Regions from separate parts of the Homo sapiens genome. Here region 1 is linked to region 2. Evidence: chromatin contacts called from ENCODE Hi-C data. All regions are on one chromosome and are shown on one strand. The core of a region is the stretch at or near the end of the contact, and the rest is flanking DNA. Distances in the headings are between cores, read along the strand shown.

Region 1 (4,956 bases), core at 144-2,643, 270 kb after region 2:
CTCTCCTGTCTCTTCTAATAAGAGTGCTAATCCTATCATGAGGGCTCCACTGTCTTGACCTTATTACCTCCTAAAGTTCCCCACCTCCTAATACCATCACACTGGGGATTACGGGTTTAACATGAATTCCAGGGGGACAGAGTTAATAGCATCTGAGTTATTCTAAATCAATGCTATCAGCACTGAAGATCAGGCTATAGGGTGGGCACAAAGTGTCCTGGAAACAAAGAAGAAAGACAAATAGTTTATAAACAGAGATGACTTTGGGGGAAAGCAGCAGTAATTTAACAACAGGGAAAATAAAGCCCAGCTTTTATTGGTCTCTTACATTGCCAGGTACTTGTGCTAAATGACTGCCATGCACCAACCATCTCATTTAATCCAAACAACAGCTCATTAGGTAAATGTCGTCAAGCCTCCACCTTACTACATGTGAAAACAGAAGCTTTATAAGCATGCATGTAAGCTTAAATAACTTGCCCACTTCTAATCCAAGCAGTTCTACAGGGTGGGAGGCTCCTCATTCATAAATCGCGAAGGCTGGCCTGCCTGATCATCTCTCAGTTTCCTTCTTATTCTCATCCACTTTCAGTCAGCGAGGAAACCACAGAGCAACCCAAACAGCGAATTCGAGTCGAGGAACCTGTTGGGGCCAGTGCGTCCCAGGCGCGGACAGGGAGGGGCTCCATGAAACGCAGCAAGGTTTGGCCAGAGCCTGCCGGGGTCATGGAGCCTCTCCCGGCTTCTTCAGGCCACTCTAATTACAGAGTCTGTGGTAGGTTGCGTGGAGGAGCTGTCTCGGGGCGGGAAGCTTCCCTGCGTATTGTATTTGCCTATAAATACTTCAAATAGTTAAGTGAAATGTGCAGCCTTTGAAAACTGGAGAGGAAGCCGTTGGGAGGCCCCCCGCCCAGCCGGCCTGGAAGAGCAGGCAGAGAAATGGCTGGCGCGCTCTTAAAGCGGGAGACGAGCTTCGGCCCTGCCCAAGCCAGATGGGGGCAGCGAGGCTGCGGGCGTGACTCCGGAAGACTCAAACCGTTAAGGTGACCGGAGCAATTTGAAAAAGGAAACAAACTTCCCTCGAGCCGTGCCCGCGTGGCTCTGGGGCGGACGGTTGCGTTCGAAAGGGCATTTTTCAAAAGAAGGGTTTCAGGAACGCAGGGGTGTGGGCCCCCCGGGAGGCGCGCGGCCGGGGCAGTGCCGCAAAGCGGCCACCAGCCCGCTTTGTACTCGCGGCCAAGCGCGGCCCCAGAGTTTCGGCGGCGGCCAGAGTTTAGGCCACACCCTCTTTGCAGTGAGACCCGCGGCCGCTGATTGGCGCACCGTGGACCAATGGGCGCGCCGGGGCGGCCCCGGCTGTCAGCGCGCGCCGCAGCAGCGCCGGCAGCAGCCTGTCCTCCCCTGCGCTGAGCCCCGCAGCCAGCGCAGCCTTCCCGGGAAGCGCGGCGGCCGCTCCCGAGCGCAGCCCTGCCCGGCCCGCCAGCCGCGCGTCCCGGCGCCCGCGCCCCACGGCCACAGCCTTGCCTCTATCTAGCTCACGGAGCATGTGCAGACCCGCAGGCGCTAAGGTGCTCTCAGTCCGGGGGCCTTCTGGGCAGCGGTGACTGTCACCCCAAGAGAGACCTTTCGGGGGCTCTTGCCGCACCTCTGCTGCGTCGCGGGTGACACTGCGGTGCTCGCGAGCAGGGTGGCAGCTGCCTCTCGGTGGAGACGTCTTGGGACCCTTGCGCCCTTCTTCTCTCCTTCCTTCGCTGCTGTCTCCTTTCCTTCCTTGGCTGCTCGCTCTTTCTCTCGCCGGCTCAGACCCGTAGCCTCCGGAACGGGACTCGTGGGTCGCCGCCGCCTCTGTCTCTTCCAAAGGGGCCTCCTCACTTCGGAGATGCAGTGACAAGTTAATATGGGCGTCCAAGCCTCTGTTTCCCAGGAGGAAATTTGCAAGAGGCGGCAGCCCCTGAGCGCCCAGAGCTCTTGAAAGGCCACCCAGGAGAGGTGTGAGACCCGGCGGCAGCATCCGTCCAGGTGGGACCCGCTGAGCGCCGTGGCCAGTCCCCCATTCCCATCCCGGCACCCCAAAGGCGCGCTCGCCCGATTGCTTCGAGTTCCCCGACCTGGGGATTTTTTTTTTAGCCGCTGGTGGTGGGCGCCTCGTGGGCTAAGGCCCGGCGCCTGCTCTGCTACCCGCGCTGCCTTTAGCGGTCGCCCCCGCCGCCGCTGCCAGGGACGTGCTGGGAAAGCCCAAGCCCCGGGAGAAGATGCCGGCCATCCTGGTCGCCTCCAAAATGAAGTCGGGACTGCCCAAACCCGTGCACAGCGCCGCGCCCATCCTGCACGTGCCCCCGGCCCGGGCGGGCCCCCAGCCCTGCTACCTGAAGTTGGGAAGCAAGGTGGAGGTGAGCAAGACCACCTATCCTAGCCAGATCCCCCTGAAATCGCAGGTGCTGCAGGGGCTGCAGGAGCCAGCGGGGGAGGGGCTCCCGCTGCGGAAGAGCGGCTCGGTGGAAAACGGGTTCGATACCCAGGTGAGAGATGCCGTTTGCCGGGGTACTGTTCTGGAAGGATGGATGAATAGTTCTTTCGGGATGGTGTGGGAGAAAGGGCTGGATGGGAGAAGGGTCTACCATGTGGCCAGGGAAGGGAACCATTCCCCTTAGGCCGGCAGGTTGGGGGATGCGCGAGGAGAGTGGGCCGGCCGGTGGGTGTGGCCCGGGTGCCGGAGGTTTGCCTTAAGAGCTCTTCGAGACCTGGGATGGCGGGCACGTCTGCAGCATCTTCCTGGGGAGGAGGAAAGGTCGGGATGTTCTCAAAAAACGTGTGCATCGCTGGAAATGTGAGGTCCTGCATGTTGAGGTCTTGGCCCCAAGAAGCCAGTATCCGCAGCAGCAGCTGTGTGTCTGTCTGGCGGTTCCGCAGAGATTCTGTTCCGGACAAGGAATGATCTAAGGCCCCATTGGGTTCGACGCCCCCTAGCCTGGCTGTAAGATCCAGGAAGAAAAGGGGATCGCGGGTGGCAGTGAACCTGCTCTTCCCTTGGCTTGAAGATGACCTGTCCCTGCCCCATCCTGCGGGGTGACGGGATTCCGGGCAAGGTGCTGGGACTGCGGTACTAGTGCACCAGCTGAGGCCGGCAGCTGGAGACTCCTAGCGCCTTGGCTGGCTGTTGCGGTGGGGGTGGGGGTGGAGGTGGCTGCCTCAGAATGGCGGCCGAAGCTAAGCCCCTCCTTCCTGGGTGGTAGATCCTGGTGTTGGTAGCCCGAGTGACGGGGCGTGGGGATGGGAGATGGCTTGAAGAGAATTGGTGACTCCTACCTTTCCAGACAGAGCCTGCATCCAGACAAGCCCTGGCCGTGCAATCTCTTTTACAGAAATTAGCAAGGGCCAATCAGGTTCTCTTGGTCCTCCCCGCTCCATTTCCCCCTTCTTCTGGTAGGAGGGGGCTATATTTTCTTGGCAGTCAGTCAGCAGGGACTTTTGGGGACAGGCCGACCTGACGGATGTGACTGTCCGGTTAGGAGAGGCGGGAAGCCAGAGGGGAGGTGGTTTGGGGCTGGTGTCAGGAAAATGGCAACAGACCAGCTGACCTTTTTGGCACATACTTCCCTGCTGACACCATCTCCACCTTCTCCTGGAGCTTTCTCTGATCAGAGGCTAGAGCTCAACACGTTCCTAGGCTTTCTGATGCGGGAACTGGAGCTGAAGCTAATTGTAAGCAGACTTTTGGAACTCTGGGCTGGAGAAGGCCCTCAAAGCAGATTAAGCTCCCACACCAGGCTGATAAGCATGCCCCTTGCTGCTGCACTTGCTAAACATTTTTGGAAGCTGACAGGTTTGAGTGATGGTGTGTGGGAGGAAGGCAAGATTTCCTCCAGTGCTCCGGGGGCCTGCCTCTGTGAGGGTTTTGTGCTCTGCTCTTCTTCTGTTGTTACGTACAGGATTTGTCCAGTGGGCTCTGCCATGGGGGTGAGCACCAGGGTACACTTCTGCATGGGGTTTCCCTTCATCCATGGACTTGGGGTTTATGAGGTGTAGTGGGCAGTCGGTGGGAGGTCAGTACAGTGACTCGGGACTGGAGGTGACACATACCCTCGAGCCTGATGAGGAGCACCCGAGGAATGAGAGGGAAAGTCCATGCTGGGATTGTTCATATCCAGGCAGCTGTTCTGCCTTTGCCCGTTTGACCCTTCATTTAACAAACATTGTCAGAGGACTGGCAGTGCATAGGCTCTGGAAAGGTGATTCATCACCCTGTCCGTGAAAAAAAATGTTCTTCAGCTTCTCTCTGAGGGGCTGGAACAGTCCACTTCCCTCAAGACTTTGCTTCCCTCTTTTGCCCTTGGTCCATAATCCCCCCATTTCACCTCTCTCGCCCTCAATGGGCCCTTGTGTACTGATGGTGAACATAGTTTGGATGGACTGCTAAGGAAATTGGCCACTTCCAGTGGACTACCCTGATTTTTACCTGCCTGCCCTCGTTTGCCAGTGCCCAGGGGTTCTGGGGGCTCTTCCCTGTGGCAGATCCCTGTCTGCACAGCTGACATCAAAGTGATTTTGGCCAATGGGATTTTACCTTCTTTGCCAGGGCTTCTCCCACAGTCTGCCTGATAGGGTACCCATTCCCCCTCCAAAACAGTCTCTTGGTTATGGCATGAGGACTGTGTCTGACTGGCCATCTGGTAGTTTCCAGGTCCCAAATTTGGTATATATTATTAGAAGATACTCAGGAAACAATGAATTAAATGGCAAATGCTCTCTTGGGGCCCCTGACTCCCCTTTTATTCAGGGGATTTTTGGCAGGAGATTGGGTTGTGTAGTGGCTGATAACATAGCTTTTAAAGTCAGATGGGTATCGCTGGTGTCTTGCGTCTGTCATATACTAGCTAGGTGACCACCTTGATTAATTTCTTTGGGCTTTAGTGTTCTCATCTATTAAAAAATGAGCATGAACAACCATTAGAGTTG
Region 2 (5,216 bases), core at 1,631-4,130:
CATATTCGTCACCTCAAATATATATCATTTCTTTGTGGTGAAAACATTTAAAATCCTCTTTTTAAACTATTTTGAAATGTACAATACATTATTATTAATTATAGTCACCATGCTATGCCTATCTAACTGAAACTATATCCTCCGACCAATGTCTTGCCTTTCCCTGTCCACCTTTCCCACCCCACCACCAGCTTCTGGTAACCACCATTTTACTCTTTCTTCTATGAGTCTGGCTTTTTTGGATTCCATATATAAGCGAGACCATATCGTATTTGTCTCTCTGTGCCTGGCTTATTTCACTTGGCATAATGTCCTCTAGGTTCATCCATGTTGTCACAAATGGCAGATGTTTCTGTTTTTTTAATGGATGAGTAATATTCCATTGTGTATACATACCACATTTAAAAACTCTATTCATCTGTTGATGGGCATTTCAATTGTTTCCATATCTTGGCTATTGTGAATACTGCTACAGTGAACGTGGGAGTGCAGACATCTCTTTGACATTGATTTCAATTCCTTTGAGTATATACCCAGAAGTGGATTGCTGGGTCATGTGGTAATTCTATTTTTAGTTTTTCAAAGGACCTCCATACTGTTTTCCAAAATGCCTATACTGATTTACAGTACCACCAACAGTGTACAAGCGTTCTCTTTCTTCCATAGTCTCACCAACACTTGTCATCTTTGCCTTTTTGATAATAGCCAGCCTAACAGGTGTGAGATGATAGCTCATTGTGGTTTTAAGTTTCATTTTGCTGATGATTGAGATGTTGAGCATTTTTCCTATATCTGTTGGCCATTTGTATGTCTTCATTTCAGAAAGTATTCAAGTCCTTTGCCTATTTTTTAATACGGTTATTTGTGTTCTTGTTATTGAGAAATTTGAGTTCTTCATCTATTTTGGATATCAGCTCCTTATCCAATGTATGATTTGCAAATATTTCCCCCCAGTCTCTGTGTCGTCTCTTCATTCTATTAATTGCTTCCTTTGTTGTGGAGCTTTTTAGTGTGATGCAGTCCCATTTGTTTATTTTTGCTTTCGTTGCCTATGATTTTGGGGTCACATCCAAGAAATCATTGCCCAGACAAGCATCATAGAGCTTTTCTCCTATGTTTGCCTCTAGTAATTTTTCAGTTCCAGGTCTGATATTTAAGTGTTTAAGTCTTTAATCCATTTTGACTTGATTCTTATATATGGCATAAGTCAAGAATTTAATTTCATTATTCTGCATGTAGATGTCCAGTTATCCGAAAATTGTTTATTTAAGAGACTGTTCTTTCCCCCATTGTGTGTTCTTGGCATCTTTGTTGAAAAGCAGTTGATCATAGATATGTGAATTTATTTCTGGGCTCTGTAGCCTATTCCATTGGTCTATGTGTGTTTTTATGCCAGTAACATGCTGTTTTGATTACTATAGCTTTGTAATACATTTTGAAATCTTGTAGTGTGATGCCACCAAGCTTTGTTTTTTTTCCTTTGGTCAATATTGCTTTGGCTATTTGGGGTCTCTCATGGTTCCATTGAATTTTAGGATTGTTTTTCCTATTTCTGTGAAAAATGACATTGGAATTTTGATAGGGATTTCATTGAATCTATAGATTGCTTTGGGTAGTATGGACATTTTAACAATACTAATTGTTCTACTTCATGAACATAGGTTAGAAGACATGGAAACACCTTTCCGTTTATTTGTGTCATCTTCAATTTTTTATCAATATTTTATGCTTTTCAGTATACAGAGCTTTCATTTCCTGGGTTAAATCTTATTTTCTTTGATGCTTTTATAAATAGGATTGTTTTCATAATTTCTTTTTTCAAATAGTTCATTGTTAGTGTATAGAAATGCTACTGGTGTCTGTATATTGATTTTATATCCTGTAACTTTACTAAGTTCTTTTATAAGTTATAACACATTTTTGGTGGAGTCTAAAGGATTTTCTATACATAAGATCATGTAGTCAGCAGAGACAGTTTCACTTCTTCCTTTACTATTTGGATGCCTTTTCTTTCTTTTTCTTGCCTAATTACTAAAATGAGGTAGGCAAGACTGTGAAAGCAGCAGTGCATTTCTAGATAATGTGATCTATCACAAAGGAAACTGACCACTCATGAGATAAAGCTACTACTATCAACTCATTTAACTGGAAGGTCCCAGGTTCATTAGTTTCTGATTACTTAAGGCTAACCAGACAAATACTTTTTTCCAATCCTTGGAAAACTTTCAACTCAAAACCCACTATCTTCCCAAATGTACATGGTAATCTCTGCTTGATGACTGAGGATTTCACAGTGTCTTGGTGTCATCCTTTAAATATTTATTCCTATCAATCAGATTAAACCTGTATCCAAGTGTTAATATATACAATCTGTTTCCAACCCCACCCCACACTCTGCTTCCCTTTTCTCTTTTCCATCCCCTTCCTTCTGTCCTCTTGTCTTTCTTTGCACCATTATTTTCCAGCAAAATTAACTCTGGAAAATACTGGGGACAATAGTCTTTTATACCTTTGGCTGAATTCCTTCTTTAGGCAGTTAAAGCTCACAAATGGGTCAAATATCCAAATGTCTATTTGTAAAAAGGTTGTTGCATTTCATCAAATCTCAAAAACCATTGGTTATAACATTCACTATGATTTATGTGCCACTCAGAAAAAAAAGTTACTGCCAATTAAACTATGAAACGATGCATTCTCATCACTTCAAATGTTTCTACCCATTATAAAGTTTTCTTATACTTAACTAGACATAACTTTCTATCATATAACTATTGTGCAAGCATAAAAAAGACAGGCAAAATACATTGAATAAGTATTCCTCAAACATCTCCAATTAGAGGCTGAGTTTTCAGAATCACTTCTGAGTCATTGATATGTGTATTTTTCTCCATAATATCACCCTCTGTGCCAACATAATCACTGGTGATTTAATGTCTCTGGAATGAATTCTTAAAAGAATGAAAAGCCTTCACTGGGGCTAGGTTCCAAGCCGCCTCCTTGGCAATGACATAAAGTGCTTCTACTTTTGACTCTGGCCTCACCTGACTTCTGATCCACTATCACCCATCCCTTGTTCTATAGTCATTTCATTCTCAGGGTTAAAAGAGGAGTTCCCTGTGGCCTCATCGTTGTGCTTTAATGTGCACCAAGGTACTCTCCATGGACTGTCTTGTCAATCCTTAACAGCAACCTCATGGGTACTATTGTTATCCCAGTCTACAGGTGAAGAAGCTGAGGCTTCCGAAGATTAAGTAGCAGTCATCAACCACTGTGTGTGGCAAGACAGGGAGCAGGGGAAGCACAGGTTTGGATGCAAGCAGCCCTATTCTCAAATCTTGTCTTTAGCCCTTGTCACCTGTGCAATCCTGGGGAACTTATTCTGTATCTCAGAGTCTGTTTTACCAGCTACTATGATCTGTTTTTAACTCATAACACTTCTAACACCAAATGTGAGGGTTTTCCACACCAACAACCAATTTTCATACTCTCCAGACACCAACCATTCCAACAATTCCATTCAATTCTGACTCTAACTACCCAGTGACATTGACCAATCAGCTATAAATTAGGATTTTCCACACCTCCTTCCTTGGGTTTGATAATTTGCTAGAATGGCTCACAGAACTCAGGAAAGCATTTTATTTACATTGACTGGTTTATTATAAACGGTACAGATTAGTAGTCCAAAGGAGAGTTGCATAAGATGAGGTCTGGAAAGATCCTGATTGCAGGAGTCTCCATTCTGTAAAATTAGAGTGTGCCACCCTCCTGGCATGTGGATGCATTCCAACCCAAAGGCTCTCTAAACCCAAAGGCTGTCTAAACTTAGAAGTTTAGAGATTTTTTTTTTTGTAGAGGTTTCATTAAGTGGCATAATTGATTAAATCATTGGCCATTAGTGATTAGCTCAATCGCCAGCCCCTCCCTCCTCCCTGGAATTGGGGAGTGGAGAGGGCTGATTGCTCCAATCCTCTAATTGCATGGTTGGTTCCTCTGGCAGCCAGCCCCCATCTTGAAGTTTTCTAGGGGCCCACAAAGGGTCACCTCATTATCATAAACTCAGGTGTGGTTGGAAGGGGCTTGTATGAATAGCAAAAGATGCTCCTTTCACTCCTATGGCTCGGGAAGTTCCAAGCGTTTTAGAAACTCTCTGCCAGGAACCCAAGACAAAGACCAAATATATATTTCTTATTGTATCACAATATCATACCAGCTAAGTGGCAGTGATACACACTGGGGTCTATAAGAGGGTGGAGGGTAGGAGGAGAGAGAGGATCAGAAAAAAATAACTAATAGGTACTAGGCTTAATACCTGGGTGATGAAATTTTGTACAACAAACCTCCTGAAATGAGATTACCCTGGATCATCCAGATGGGCACCACATAATCACACCGGTCCTTAGAAAAAGGATATAGGAAGAGTCATTCATTTTACTTATGTAACAAACCTGCACATGTACCCCTGAATTTAAAAGTTAAAAAAAAGTGGCAGTGATAATATTGACCTCACAGAGAGGTTGCGAGCTGTGGATGGGATAACCTATGTAATAGGCCCAACATGATACCTGTGTTTATTTTCTATGTCCCAATGTGCTCATTCACATATTTGGCTCCTTAATCATTCATACATGACATGATCAAGAAATACATTTTTATGAATGAACACTGTGACTGATGCAATTTCCTAGGTAACTGAGGGTTAATTAGAAATCCTCTTTTGTTTCAACCCTTGTTAAAAATCCTTAGAACATGTCAGAATTCATTTTTCTTACATGCGCTGAGCGTGATTTAATCTTCCATTCATTCTGAACATCAGTCCTCATTACCCAGGGCTGCAGGTATAGCCAAGGATAATGTGGGATATTGAGAGTAACATACAAATTGGTTTAAAAAAATTAATTACAAGTACAATTTTTAAAAGTAACTTACCCTTTTGACCAGACCTTCAGCAAAACGCCCATGTATTTGAAGTTATATAATTAAAAGCTAGATAATAGAAGCATTCTTTCTTTATGTTCAATTGCCACTCAAATGTTTAGTCGATCACACACGTAAAAAATAATCTTTCAGGGCCTACTATGTGTCAGGCAAATGGCTGGTATACCAGATGGACGTGGTTGCTGTCTGCATGAAGCTACTGTCTAGTGGGGAGGACAGACAATTAGCAGGGGAGATAGTGGGTGCTATGGGAAGCCATGGCAAGAATCCCAACTCAG

Evidence for each region. A loop is a pair of places that touch in the nucleus more often than their neighbours do. Pooled maps may share reads with other maps.
Region 1: a pooled map shows a loop between it and region 2 (4-fold over the local background). The contact joins the promoter of NAV2 here to the enhancer-like site in region 2. A Hi-C loop is called at or near these places in 5 of 37 single-sample maps with no recorded cell type and 13 of 50 pooled maps.

Annotation. Positions count from the first base shown.
Region 1 is chr11:19,711,444-19,716,399 of GRCh38, forward strand. It overlaps NAV2 (neuron navigator 2), which reads left to right and starts at 1,394. Exons shown (of 38, transcript NM_145117.5): 1 at 1,394-2,519. The coding sequence starts at 2,253. It overlaps LEISA1 (lncRNA enhancing IL-6/STAT3 signaling activation 1), which reads right to left and starts at 3,229. Exons shown (of 1, transcript NR_015384.2): 1 at 1-3,229. RefSeq lists silencers at 1,099-1,628, 1,269-1,462.
Region 2 is chr11:19,435,056-19,440,271 of GRCh38, forward strand. It overlaps a transcript of NAV2 not described here. Among named protein-coding and RNA genes, the nearest start is that of NAV2-AS5, 70 kb to the right of the region's middle. Within about 2 kb of position 2,881, at least 2 of the 41 ENCODE cell types and tissues checked have a DNase peak (open chromatin) inside an H3K27ac peak, as active enhancers do.